3 separate regions of the Mus musculus genome follow, and all the other regions are linked to region 2. Evidence: chromatin loops called from intact Hi-C (ENCODE). Cell type or tissue: heart. All regions are shown on one strand. Each heading gives the region's core, and the rest is flanking DNA. Links, peaks and the distances in the headings are about the cores only.

Region 1 (4,769 bases), core at 559-4,558, 170 kb after region 2:
AAGTCAATGGCAGGGCCTTCCTTCCCGGGAACTCTGGAGATACGGGTTAAAAGCCACTTGGGAAAGAGCAGAGTTTGACAAATCCGTGACGCACACTAACTTCGGAATGAAAGCTGGATTTAATGACACTGTAGATAAGGGTCTGCATGATCTGGCCTTAGCTATTCATTCCAGTGCTTGTCTGTGTCACTGTATTGCATGTCCCGCCTGTCTAGTAACCTGCTTATAGCTTCTCAATACATGGTCCCTCCTCCCTTCTCCTTCTCCCTCCTCCCTCTTTTTCTCCCTCCTCCCTTCTCCTTCTCCCTCCTCCCTTCTTCTCCCTCCTCCCTCCTCCTCCTCCCTCCTCCCTTCTCCTTCTCCCTCCTCCTTCTCCCTTCTCCCTTCTCCCTCCTCCTCCTCCTTCTCCCTCCTCCCTTCTCCCCTCCTCCTCCTCCTTTGTCTCCTCCTTCACCTTTGTGCCCTTGCATTCCCTGTGCTAGAAGGGCCTCTCTCCATTTCATAACAGAGCAAACCCCCACTCTTCTTTCACCACAGTACAAATAATCCTCTGTGAGGCTTCTCCTGACTCTCATGGGCAGTTATTTCTCTCTTCTCCCTTTAAGGAGTTATTTTATGTGTACCTCTCTTCCCACAGTCTGAGCTCCCGAGCAATAGAGGTTGGGCCTCCTTCCTATTAGCTCCCAAGCCTAGCCCAGGGCTTGAGCACAGTAGTCACTTAAAATGATGAATGAGTGGATAAATGCATGACTTGGAACCAACCTCAAGAGCCCAGCAGTGATCTGGTACTGTGCTCAGTGATATCCGCTACAGAATCTGCAAAATGACCTGGTGGTGGGCAGGGAAGAATATAAAACTCCTGCTCATGTTTGTTTATCACAGGTTATCCATGAAAAGTAAGCTTTTCTTATATTTCACACAGACTGGTAGACATGCATGTATTTGGTCTGTAAAGAACCGGTGTATGTGCTTAAAATGCAGACCACAATTATAAACAAAGGGGAATGCATTCAAAGAGTCCAAACAGGGAAAACATGAACAAATGGAGGAGTAGGGGAATTAGTCTTGTGGAAAAGGCGAGAAGGACATCAGTCGACCAACAGAGAGGGTCATGCATAAGGAGTAAGAAGCTAGACAAGTATGGGGCAATAAGAACGAGGCTCCCCTCATGAAGACCTACCAAGGGATTTCTGCCCTTGTCTCCAGTATTGTTAAGCTAGGAACCAGCAATTAGGAGCCCAATGGAGACTCTCAGGCATAGGTAACAAAATAGGAAAGAAGAGGGACTGGGAGGAGGCTTACATTCTATAGTGTCCTTCTAGAACTGTTCCCTATCTGTTTGAAGGGCAACACACCAGGCCTCCGCATCAGGCCTGTCCAGCACCAGCCCGCAGCTTCTTAGAAAAGTCTATTTATAGCCTCTTGCTATTGCAGCACGCTGTGCTGTCGCCCTGTCGGTGGCTTGCCAGGTGGTGTGAGCCACTGCTGGGTGAGTGACCATCTCCTGGCTGCTTCCTGTTAGCTTAGGGAGCAACAAAGCAGGTGGATTTGTTTGTCAGTTGAGCAACCTGCCCATGCCCTGCCTAACCTGATGAGTTCCCCTTTAAACATTAACCGCTTTCTAAAACCTATGTTTTATGCTCAATGCCAACCAGGGCTGGGGGGGAGGGGTGCAGTAGAGAAGGAAGAAGAAAAAGAAAGAAAGAAGGGAAGGGGACCCTTTAACAATAAGTCATCTTCACAGTATCTAATAAATGTCCCCTGGGCTCTGGGAGCTGGAGACGCCATTTCCATCCTCAGAAACTGATCCCTGGTAAGGGAAACACATCTGAGATGTAAAACGGGAAGAGTGGAGGCGTGTCCACGGCTGTCACTGGGCCTTCTTCTGAGCTGCTATGCTCCCAGGATCTCCGTTCCCAGGACAGTGGATCTTAAACTTTAGTAAATAAAATCGATTCAGTGGCGCTAATGGTTTTGGGGAGCTGGTAGGACAAGGCTGCGAGTTTTTGAGGTGGAGCCACAGTTCTTTGCTTTGTTCAGCTTTCTGAGAGTGTCCAAGGTAAGTGGTCATAATCACAAGGGGGCGCTGCGCTTCCAACGTGTGAGGAATGACATGGGTAACCCTCAGGAACAGAGGAAACAGCAGGAGGTTAGAGAGGAATTAGGGGCAGGAAGTGGGAATGAGACAAAACCCACGCTGCAAACTAGAAAAGATGAACAGCCATTGCCAGAGGCACCGGGGTCATGCAGCTGGCTGGTGTCTGTGGTTTAGCCTGGTTCATGGTCCTTAGTGTGAAAACTATGACTTAGCTAAACAAGCACTCAGCTCTCTGAAGGCAGACTCACTACACAGAAACGTTGGACAGAAACGCTTCCTTTAGGAGCCAGCCTCTCCTTGGTCACGCCTCCCCTTCCTTACAGACCTCCTGGTTGTAGTCTATTGCTGATCTCCAGACTCCAGAGTCGCTAAAACCCAAGGGAATGGGAAGGAAAGATGAATTATTTTCTGCAGCTTCCGCAGCTCTTGGCAGCTCACAACTCGAAGGCTAGACAGACAGACAGCCGCGCTGCCTGCTTCCATGAAGAGGCGCTCCAGTGGCCACTAGTGACCTTGTCATCTCCAGATCTTGCTCCATCCTCGTTGCATCAAGACATGTTCCTCTTACACTGAACTCAAGACGCGCTGATTCCCTTGGGATGTGAGCAGTCCAACCCTCGCATCATTTCTTAGCATGTGTTGCTTGCGGCTGCTAAGCCCCGCCCCACCGTTTCTAAGGTGCACTTTCCCACGTTCCTCTCACCTGCGTTGCTCACCCCTGCCTGTGAGTTCCTCCTCCCCGAAGCCTTCCTTTCCATTCTTCCATTTGAAGACCCCTACCTCATTTTTTTTCTTCCCTTCATTGTGAGTCTTGACCTGGCGGGAGTGATGTTTGCTCGGATGAGTTCCACCTAGTCTAGTCCAAATTCGTGGGGAAGAGTTCTCATGTAAGCTTCTTGAGCCTAATGGTTAGGGACCCCACTAGTCCGAGTCAGACCCTCAGCTCTACCGTCCTCCAGCTCTGCCACCCACCTGCCCTGAGACCTTCCAGCTCTGCCACCACGGGCAGGTTCCGTCACTCCCTAAGTCTCCATTTCCTCACCTATAAAGTGGGGAAAGAACCATACTTAGTGTTCTGGGTAAATAAGCCAAGGCTTGTCCAGCCTATCAAGCATAACCGTCAGTGAATGTTTGCCCTTCTCGTTATGAATATTTATATCCTCACTTTTACTCTAATCCCTACGGGTTTAGTCTAGTAGATGCTAATAATGTTTATTGAATTAGCAATTAAGATATATAACTGCATCCATACATTACGACATTTTTAAAAAGGCATGAGCAACTCAATATATCCATTCATACATAAATATTTTATGCCCTTTCCTGTCTGTGAGGATTTGCTTAGAGAGGAATTTATCTAACTAAGCTCAGGTGGCCTCCTCACGCCCCTCTCCCTTTGTGCCTGTCGCTTCAAAGTGCTCGCCTCACTTCTGTGCCCGTCCTTCTGCTTGCTGTCCTGCTGCTAAAGAGCCAAACTGGAAAATGGTGGCTATTTAAAAAGGACCTTAAACTGTGTCTCTGTCCTCTAGAGGAAATAGCTGCAGGATTCCACCAAGTCTTTTGCTGTTTGAGCTCAGCATATCTTCCTGTCTGTATCCACCTTGTGAAATGTGGGCGAGGGGGACTAACTGAACCCTGTTGTCCCATTTAGTTTCCATGGTCTATGATTATCTTCGTGTGGGGCTGAGTTTTCAACCTTTATTAATATAAATTGATGACTACTCAGGCTTCTGAATTTTAATGATTTGACATTATTATTATTATTATCACTATTATTCCTGTAGCAAGAATGAAATGTCCATTCAGGAGACACCATATCTTGACTTTTTAATGGCTCTCCTCTACGTGTTGGGTGGGGCAGGAAGCTTCAGCTCCCATCAGCCTTGTTGCCCTGACAGGAAGAAAGAAAGCTCTACCGTGACCTGATTGCTTTAACTGTACGCAGTGAATTTTCAACTTACTGTATTTTCAAGTGACATTAATAATTTTATGGAGACCAAACCCTTGTTGTTAAGTCGCTGTTGTCCTAATTCCCTGATGAAGAAAGTCTGAAAAAGGAAATCGGTGGGGTGGTTCCTGCTCGCCCAGCCTCGTGCTTGTTTGTCTGCTTACCCAGAATGCCTAGAGGTGATTGCAAGGCTGAGACAAAGGTCTGGAAACTGGGTTGCCGTTCCTTTGACTTCAGGATTTTCTGAGAAAAATTAGCAAAGGTGCACTAAGCTCTGATTGAAAGAAAGAAGGAAAGAGAGAGAGAGAGAGAGAGAGAGAGAGAGAGAGAGAGAGAGAGAGAAAGGAAGAAAGGAAGGAAGGAAGAAAGGAAAGGAAAGGAAAGGAAAGAAAGAAGGAAAGATAGGGAGGAAGGAAGGAAGGGAGGAAGGAAGGGAGGGAGGGAGGAAGGAAGGGAGGTAGGGAGGAAGGAAGGGAAAGATTCTCACTAAATGATAAAAATTAAGTACATAGGTGCTAAAGTAGTCACCAACTACCTGTTCTTGTTTCAGAGAAAGTAGCTGTAAGCTACTCCCTATCCCCAGAGACCTTTCAGAGAAAGTAGCTGTAAGCTTCTCCCTATCCCCAGAGACCACAGTTTAGGGAGTCTGCAGCCTGCTCCTCTGCACTGCCTGAGACAAGAAGAGCATCCTACGGTTCTGCTCCGCCAGCTTTGGCCTCCTCA
Region 2 (4,769 bases), core at 527-4,526:
CTTTAAGGTAGGTATTTCTTATTCTGTTTAAATATGCATTAAAACTGAACACCAGTTGCATAATGGCATGTGGTCCACATTCCCGACTTCCCCACTGCCCACCCTTGAAAAGCTGGGAGTGAATGGGGGAGAGGTGTTCACCCCTGCTAGGCACTTACTTCCTCCTGACTTGAGTCAGCACAAGGATTAGAGTCCCTCTGCAGGTCCTCCAAGCTCTGGGACCAGCCTCAGGCATGCCTAGCAAATGCTGAAAGGTTTCTCTGAAGCAGCTTGGTAGAAAATGGTGGGAAATTCTCAAGTGGAGGCGGAATACCAAAGCATGCTAAAGACTCTGCTGCCCACTTACCACCCAGGAGAGCACACTCTTGTGTTCTAGTCCCGCAGGCTCGGGAGCTGAGGCCATTGGTGAAGTTGTACTATTGGAGCCTAGCATGTAAACTCACCATGGCAGCTCCCTTTATTATTAAACTGTAAGAACGAGCTGAATTGACGGTGGAGAGACAAGTTTCTATTCAGAGCCTGAGCTCAGGAGACAGTCCCAATAACATTTTCAAGAACTTTTTTTTTGCAAGATTCTTCCATGAGAGGCAAATGTGAGTGAGGTTCTTCTGATAGCCCAGGAGTTACCACTGGGACTCCTGCCCTGCGGAATTGCGTAAGCAGTCCTGGCTTGGAAACCCTTCTTTTTTTCCCTCTGGGTATCATCATCATTACAGGTTAAGGACATTTACCCTTGTGGCCTCTATCAAGGGTGCGATGTGGCAGTGGGTTGTCCTCACAGAACATTCCAGCTTTTATTAACCTCATGCTCATCCAAGAACTGGTGTAGTAAAGTGCTTGTGTGAGTTTAGCTTTCCTGACTCTCAGCTATGGATGTCTCAACAGGACTGTGACAGTGATGATGGCCACTTAGAAGTACTTTCCAGAAACCGAGACAGTCCACCAATAGTTAAGTCCCCTAAAGGAAGGCAGCTGGACAGGTGCTTGAGGAAACATCTTCACAGCCACACACTCGTGTATGTACTGAAGTCCTTATTCTGTCTCCAACACTGCCCCAGGCTTTCCTTCTACCGAGGAAACAGGCAGTAGCAGAGACCACCGATGCACATTTGAGCCGGTAAAGCGACACAGGACCTGGACACAGTTGCAGGACAGGATCCCAGGAGCCTAAGGAGCTGTTTCCCAAGAACAATCACACACCCTGCTTTCACGTGGGTGCCTCAGAAGTCAACTGCCTCTGAAGAGAGCTTGGGCCAGGTTTGGGACGCTTGCAGAAATACCTTCTGTGTCCTACTGAAATAATGTGGTCTTTCAAGATGCTGCCAGCCTTAGAAGGCCAGTAATATTTCTTTTAAGCTTGACAAGTCTGAACAGAAAAACAAAAACAAAAAACCAAAAAAAAAAAAAAAAACCAAAAACCAAAAAAAACAAAAAACAAAACAAAACAAAACAAAACAAAAAAAACCAAAACCCACAACCTGCCTAGCTTCAGGCAGTTGAGCGACTGAGTTTCTGACTGAGACCTTCTTTCTGCAACTCTTCCTCGCTGATGTCAAAACCAAGTTAACAATAACCCACCGCAACACTACATTAGATAAATATCCTCAACCAATTCAAGACACCACCATCCACTCCTCCCCCCCCCTTTCAGCAAATCTCGGTTCTCTCCCCAAATGTCTAGCTGATACTTTTATATGTATGAAGTTGACATTGGCCCCCTTTTGTATACAGACCCTAATTATTACAGTTTTAATGTATACACCCCTCAATCCTTGAAGAGAAATGTTTTTGAATAGGGCCGCATAATGAGCAGTCAGGTAGCTTTGAATGAGGCAGCCCACACCAGCTAATAAGGGCCAAAGACAGCAAGAAGCTCAGGCCTAAGAAGGCCTCTGCCCAGCTGAGCTTTAACAAACGAAGAACTCTCCGGGTTTAAGGGTTTCTTCTGAGGTCACTTGCAGCTTTGACCTTCAAGGTTGCTAATAGGGCCCCGATGCTTCTCTTTCTACTAACTTTCCCCTAAATGGCCCTAGTTTACTTCAGCTGTCTCTACTTTCTCCCTGGCTCCTGGACGTTCTTGCCAAAGGGACCAGTTCCTTCCCTGCCTAGGCTGAAGAAGCCTTTCTTTCTCCTGGACCCGCAAGCTGAGACAGGGCCACATTCCAGCAACTCTGCAAGTTCCCCCACTCAAGTCTTTTTCAACTTTCTCTGTTTCCCCGTGGGCCTGCCATCCCCTGTTCTGAAGCTGCCGTCCGGTTCAGAGCCTCTCCTCTGGGTTCAAAACGGTAGCTGTGAACAAGTCCCTGGGGGAAGGTCAGCGAGTCCCCATCCCACCAGACACAGGGTGTGCCTGCACCCGCCCTCGCCCCAGCTTAGACTGGGTCTGCACCTACCTCTCCCGGCGGCGCCGCAGCCGGGGCCGCTGCTCGCTGGCCTCATGGGAGAGCCTGAGAGAAGTGTCAGGGTTGATTGCTGCCACTGAACTACGTGAGCGTCGGGGTGTCCCGGGGGTAGGGCCTGGGCTTAGTTCCCGGAGACGAACAAGGAGGAGGAGCCCAAGTTATCACATCAGGGCGGGACCTGGCGGCGGGACAGCCCAGATGGGGGCAGCGCCTCGCGAGCACCCCCACGCGGGCTGCCCCGTTCCCGGGTGGAGCTCGCCTCGAGCCCATTGCCTTCCGAGACCCGAGACGACACAGCGTGTGCCTCTTGCCTGTGTGCAGCAAAAGGAGATCTGAACCTAAGTGGGGAGTAGTAGGGACTGGTCCGCACTACTTGATGGAGTCAGGGCTGGGACACGGGTTTCTCGCGTCTATTTCGTAACGGGAAACTGAAGCCCCGGGAGCTTGTATTTGGACTCCAGATTCTGCCACAAAAAACTAGAATTATCTTCCAAAGTGTCACATCTCAGGTTGGGGATGTGCCACGTTAGGACTCGAGACATCCTTTCTGTTCAGGACACGTTTCGCAGGCTAACTCGCTTAGGGATCTCGGGGGTCCCCTCTAGGCTCCATCCCAGCTCCGGTGCCTGAGATGTTTCTGCACGCTGAAGCGACAAGCCACCCGAGCCCAGCTAGGGGATTCTACTACCTGGGAGTCAGTGTTAGTGGGACAAATGGTAAGTGTCGGAGAACTCCCCCGCGTGCCCCTCACCGCAGATTTCCTGGCTCTGGACCTTGAACTAGAGGCTTGAGGAGGTACGTACCCGGTACCACTCTTGAGTACGGAGGGGAGACCCTTCAGCCCGCCCCACCATCTGAGCTGGGTGACAGTGACAGCAACCACGACGGCAAAAGTGGGGCAGGCACTCGGCTTGGTCCACGCAACAGCAGCCCTCTCACCTGCTCACTGGATTGCAGCACTCTGGATTCCAGCTCCAGCAATCTGTGGCTCACTTTAACTTTCCAGCCACCTCTCCCCACTAAGGGTGCTATCCAAGACCACCTTACCCCCACCCCCACGTGAACGCAGGACTCAGCCAATGAGCTTCCGGGACATGAGCCGCAGACCAATAGCTACACTTGGGGCGAACAGCACTCTACCACGTGATCTGCAGTGTGTGGCGAGTGACAGGGCTGGAGTCCAGGATCTGGGAAGGGGACAGCGGGTCACAATTTCATCAGGAACCGGGGTACCCATGCCAAGGGGTGGAGGCGATTTCCTACGGTAGAAGGTCCGGCTGTAGAGAGACGGACTGAGGAGCACAGGCTGTGTGCAAAGTTCCCCACTGCTAACAAAGTTCTAGCTAGATGGTAGACTCCCAAGTGTGGAAGGCAGTGTTGTCTTTCCTTTGGCCCCTCCTTCTCCCGCCCTCTTAGGACAAAAAGCCCCAGGGTTCACAGATGGCCATGACCTTCTCAGAATGCCCAGAAGCAAGTGTTCTCTCCCCATTTTGATTTTATCTGCAGCAGTAGTGTCCCAAGCATTCACTGGATCTTGCTTTTGTGGCTGTTACTCTAGCAAAATCTTTCCCTTAGCGATGTTATCTGGCAGAAGAGCATGACTCTCATGCTCACAGTACTGCACAGGTGAGAGAGGATTAGTAAGGTGGGTGTGTTTAGGAAACAGCCTGACTTCGGTCCATACAGTAGCCTGGAGTTCTATACAGGGTCTGAACACTTTAGGAAACAAGGATTCCTCTTGGGAAACCTATGGCCCTGAGCAGCCACTTGAGTGAGGTAGGCTCATGGTTTTCTACCTTTAATGACTAGTGAAAATTTGGGAAGTTGCTAATTGATACAGGATTGCCAACTTTACAAAGTGTTAAGTCAACACACTAAAACAAACAAATCTACCACCCGCCCTTTCTGTTTTGAAACAGCCTCTTATTACATAGCTCCAGCTGATCTCCAACTTAACCCTGTAGTACAGGCTAGCTGCAAACTCATAGCCTTCCTGGGTTATAGGCACGCACCACCACTTACTGACTTTTTTTGTTAAGTTTTTGGTTTTTTTGGTTTTTTTGACAAGGCTTTTGTGTGTAGCCCTGGCTATCCTAGAACTCACTCTGTAGACCAGGTTGTCCTTGAACTCAGTGAAAGAGAGAGAGAGAGAGAGAGAGAGAGAGAGAGAGAGAGAGAGAGAGAGAGAGAAGAGAGAAGAAGAAGGAGGAGGAGAAGGAGGAAGAGGAGGAGGAGGAGGAGGAGGAGGGGAGGGAGGAAGGGAGGGAAGGAAGGAGGGGAAGATGGGGTCGGGGGAGACACATGGCTACTGGGTCCAGTGGAGAAGGTTGATTGTAGATGTGAAGGAGAACATAGCCATAGGCAGAG
Region 3 (4,769 bases), core at 559-4,558, 490 kb after region 2:
TTGGTCTCCACAAATACCACCTAGATGTTATGTACATATGCTCATACAGCTAACATGACACAAATACAAATGAAATAAATCTTTAAAAAATTATTTTATATGTAGATCAATGAGAAACAATGTAGAATTTTAAAATTTTATTTTTGTTTTATGTACATTGATGTTTACCTGCATGTGTGTTTGTGTGATGGTACCAGATCCCCTGGAACAGACAGTTGTCAGCTACAGCGTGGGTGCTGGGAATTGAACCCAGGTCCTCTGGAAGAGGAGCCAGTGCTCTTAACCACTGAGCCCCCAATGTGGAATTTAATATTATGTCTTGAAAACACCATGAAGAAAACATATGATAAACTTGAAAGAGGGAATAGACTATAAGACTGGAGAGATTGGTTTATGTCCTTGGATCTTCATTTCCACAGTGTGACTGGAGTTTCCCACTTATTCATAATGTTATTTGTTTCCTGTGCACAAGACATTAGAGAGGGTTAGGTGAAATAATGTGGATCAAGTACATGGGACAGTTTGAGCACACACTGTAACCACAGCACATCAAATCTCTACTCCTTTGATACATTTCTGAGGTCTTTGAATATACTTGGACATTAAAAATTAATATATGGCTGGAAATAATGCCATTATGTTAATGTTGATTTGAATTCCATAAACTGTGTTCAGTAAAGCGCAGAGGGAAGAAAGAATTAGTGTAATTACTTTTTTAAAAATCTGATTTAAGTTTGGGGTTGGATGCATTTGTCCTGCTGTACATAGAATTTCGAATTCTCCCTCACCAGTCTCTTCCCTCCCTCATATAGCAGGATTTCACCACATTTAGCAGGATTTCATGCACTCACTCATTGCTTGTCGGAGTATGACTTTGAAGCCCACCAGTGACCTATGTCTCTTACCTAGGCCTTTCTGTTTCCCTCCTGCATTGACTTTGATTTTAGCTGGGGACTACTTTGATCGATACATTAGAGAGGAACTGGGGTCTATTCTAGAAAAGCCCTGGTCTAGCCTGGCTACCGGTTTTTGGAATTGTCTCTCTTTGTATTCAGCTGCCATGAGGAATGGTAACAGTCACAAGAAGAGATCCAAGGCTTAATACTTGAGTTCCCAGACAAGCCTGGAAGCAGCTGAAACTGACTAGGCCTCACAGATGTTACTGTCCCATCTCCAGGTAACATCCCATCCCAGTGTCCTTTCTTGTGCTGCAGAGCACAGAGCTACCTGAGTAACCCTGCTGTTGGCCACTCCATTTCAAAGGAGTAGATCTGGAATCCCTAACTGGAAGAAGGCTGTGCTGGTGGTGGTTGTTGTTGTTGTTGTTGTTGTTGTTGTTGTTGTTGTTGTTGTTGTTCTTCTTCTTCTTCTTCTTCTTCTTCTTCTTCTTCTTCTTCTTCTTCTTCTTCTTCTTCTTCTTCTTCTTCTTCTTCTCCTCTTCTCCCCCCCACCCCCCCTCCCCCCCCCCTCCTCCTCCTCCTCCTCCTCCTCCTCCTCCTCCTTCTCCTCTATTTAGGCAAAGCTTCTTTCACATGGCTGCTGAGAATTACCTGTTCATAGCCACCTGGAAGACTTGAGGATTTAAAATACCACCCAGATATATTCACTTCTTAAGATACATTCATCTGTTTTGAATTTGTGTCTTAGAGTATTTTCCCCTCTTGGCAAAAATACCAAAAAACCCCAGCTTCATTCATGTACATTTTTGAGGTGATGGTATTATGAGGAAAAGTAAGGACTTAAAGCTAAGTGACCAGATGCTGTTATCAGTTACATGGTCATATCAAGTTTTAATATATTACCAGAATGCCTAGGTTAGTGGGTCCTGGTTCTATAAGAAATTAGGCTGGACAAGCAGTGGGAAGCAAGCCAGCTTGCAGCACCACTCCATGGCCTCTGCATCAGCTCCTGCCCCAGATTCCAGCCCTGCTTGAGTTCCTGTCCTGACTTTTTCCAATGATGAACAGCAATGTGGAAATGCCAGCCAAATAAACCCTTTCCTCCTGACTTGCCTTTTGGTCATGGTGTTTTCATTGCAGCAATAGAAACCCTAAGACAAATGGATACTAGTGTAGTGGGGTATTGCTGTGACAGACCTGACCATGTTTTGGGGAGGATTGTAAAAGGACTTTTGAACTTTGAGCTAGAAGAGCCATTGAGTGTTAAGAGCTTTGTGGAATGTTCTCTGGTATCTTGGAAGATAAGATTGTTAAGAGCAATGCAGATGATGGAGGTCTGGCTTGTGAAATTTCAGAGGAAGTTTAAAGGCTGTCAGGGTCCTTTGTTATTTTGAATTAAAATTCTGTGGATCTGGTTAGCTAGGGCTGAAGAATCAGCTGTGATTAACAAGATACCAGAACTACTAACACAAGACTTAGCTTTGCTGGTCAGCTGGAGCTAAGAAATTAGCAGTGATTAGAAAAAAAGACTTCACTTCATCACTGAGGTAAATAAAGTCTTTGTGGGAGGTGTTTCAGAGTGTAAGTGTTTCTTCACCAACTTGCTTTTTGGTCATGGCAACTAAACAACATGGTTTCTGGAAACAGTTATGTCAGCCCTCTTCCACTGTCTGAAGGTGTCAGCATTGTCTAGGAACATGAACATGGCTTCTCTGGCCTTTACTGCCCTCTGTTGTCATCCTCATTCTCACCACATTTTGGTAGATAAAGATCATACCATTTTCCAAATCTCTAGTTCTGTGGCTCATGGTTGAGATGTTATTTGGGATCACAGAAGGTCAGAATTCATTAAGTCTGCATCAGGGAACTCTTCAAGTCCTGAATGTTAATTGTGAATCTAATCAAAGCACTTCTGTAGGGCAGCTCTTGCTGAGCTGTGTACCCCCACCATAATGCAGAAATCCCTTAGAGCAATTTTTCTTACATGTTTCTGTTGGGATTCAGTATATACAATCTTTATGCTTGTGTATATTCATTTCAGTAACAATAAGGACTTGAAAATGCTTTTTTGATTTTCTTTAGAGAATTACTTTTACTGAAACGATCTCTTTTGTCAAATGCAATGTTTCTGTGGTGTTATTAGTAACTGTGTCAGCCATGCAAGTTTTCTCACTAAGAAAATAGTTTGTAGTGGAAGGGGACGGAATGTTGGAGATAGCTGGTAAGGCCGAACTCAGCTTCCTGCTGTGTCCACAGCCATCCACATCCCTGGAGTGATGAGAGGGGAGTGAGTGCTAAGTCACTTGCCCGTGTGATTCATTTTCACAGTTTATTTAGAAGTTGTGCTCCAAAGTGCTGCTTCAACAGCTGTCCTCCAGATTGTTAGAATCTAAGTTGAAGGGTTTTTCTCTCCTGCCTGTACAAATCATTCAACAGTACATGATGAAGATAGTCTGAAGCACCCCTCAACCATTATGCCTTGGCACAAGTCTGGCTTGAACAGAATGGGCAGTTAGTGACACATTCTACATTCTGCAGACATTTCTTCCAGGATGAACCTGTGTCTAATAGAAATGTGTTGAGAAGCAATAAGAACACAATGAAGAGCTAAGATGAATGTAAGAATTGTGAATGTATGTGAGGCTGTGTGTGCATGTTTGTGCATGTGTACTATGTGCACTCATGGACACTAGAGGATGGTGGGTACTGTTTGCTCTCTCTTTATTCCTGAGACCGGGTCTCGGTGACCCTGGAGCCTGTTGCTCTGTTAGACGGCCTACTTGTTTTCACTTTCCTGCCCCTACAAGCTCCAGGATGAAGTAGCTTTTACTTTAATAGTTTAAAATGTTGTTGTTAGGTGTATGGATGGGTGTTTTACCTACATGCATATCTGTGTACCCACAGAGACAAGAAGAGGAAATTTAATCCCCTGGAACCAGAATTACAGATGGTGTGAGCTTCCAAATGGGTGCTAAGAATTGAACTTGGGTTAATTAAGTCAGTTCTTTCTAAACTGTTGTGCTCCTACCCTTTATTTTAGAGACAGGGACTTAACTGTACAACCCTGGCTGACCTAGACTTGGCTATGTAGACCAGGCTTCCCCCAACTCACAGAAATCCTCCTTTCTCCACCTACTAGTGCTTGAATTAAAGGTGCTTGCCGCCACATCTGGCTGAGCTAGCATTCTTAAGCAGTTGCCTGGCCAGGCACAATGTAAGCTACTGATTTCTCAGTCCAGCATTATACCACTTCCCAGGTGTCTTCTTCACATTTGACTGTCGTGGCATTGATAGCATAGCATAGAAGGACCAAACATTTCTTTCTCACAGTTTGAGAGGCTATCAAGTGCAAGGTCAAGGTGCCACTGTGTTTGATTGCTGATGAGTGTATTTTGGGTGCTTTCTTACCAGGTGCTCATAGGCTAGACTGAGGGCAAGGGCTTGTCTCTCTTTAGGGCACACATTCCTTCACAGGAGTCCGTGAAGCCTTATTTGTGGACTTCAGCGTATGAGTTTAAGGGGGTTTGCAGGTAGTCAGCATATCATCTGGGCCTATTTTACTCAAAGATTTAAGTTTTGGAAAAGCCTTCTGCTGGTTTTTGCATGAATAGTCATAATTTCAATGATTCAATTAAATTGAAATTATAATGCCAGTTTCTGAAAGTATAGAAAATGTCTATAATGCACCTTTTAAAGGAATATTTTCAGTAACTAGCTAAAAATGTGTTTCTGTTTTAAGAATGACATTGGTAGCAAGACTGAAAACTATATATAGCATGTATAAACAGTTAAAATGCTTGATTCAATATGCAGACTAGAAAGTTTAGAAGCGCTAAATCTATCATTTACCTTTTGTACTTCTGACTTAAT

Evidence for each region. A loop is a pair of places that touch in the nucleus more often than their neighbours do. Peaks named below come from ENCODE experiments on the same cell type or tissue, not always from the same donor. Only the 100,000 strongest peaks of a DNase experiment are listed, where the experiment ranks them.
Region 1: it touches region 2 in a loop (2.7-fold over the local background); 4 of 42 quality-filtered maps call a loop at or near these places.
Region 3: a loop joins it to region 2, with 2.2 times the contacts of the local background. A loop is called at or near these places in 2 of 42 quality-filtered maps.

What each region holds. Positions count from the first base shown.
Region 1 is chr8:35,203,157-35,207,925 of GRCm38, reverse strand. No RefSeq gene overlaps it. Among named protein-coding and RNA genes, the nearest start is that of Gm34474, 13 kb to the left of the region's middle. In heart, for the core only: a CTCF peak has its summit at 2,083 (motif pointing right); DNase peaks (open chromatin) are centred at 1,425 and 2,105; H3K4me3 peaks cover 1,204 bases; H3K27ac peaks cover 2,192 bases.
Region 2 is chr8:35,374,378-35,379,146 of GRCm38, reverse strand. Ppp1r3b (protein phosphatase 1, regulatory subunit 3B) reads right to left here and starts at 2,485. Exons shown (of 2, transcript NM_001364452.1): 1 at 2,394-2,485. In heart, for the core only: a CTCF peak has its summit at 2,634 (motif pointing right); DNase peaks (open chromatin) are centred at 656, 2,556 and 3,496; H3K4me3 peaks cover 3,455 bases; H3K27ac peaks cover 3,470 bases.
Region 3 is chr8:34,881,608-34,886,376 of GRCm38, reverse strand. The region is part of intron 5 of Tnks (tankyrase, TRF1-interacting ankyrin-related ADP-ribose polymerase); the gene reads left to right. Among named protein-coding and RNA genes, the nearest start is that of Dusp4, 76 kb to the right of the region's middle. In heart, for the core only: a CTCF peak has its summit at 2,625 (motif pointing left); no DNase peak of the experiment used is centred there.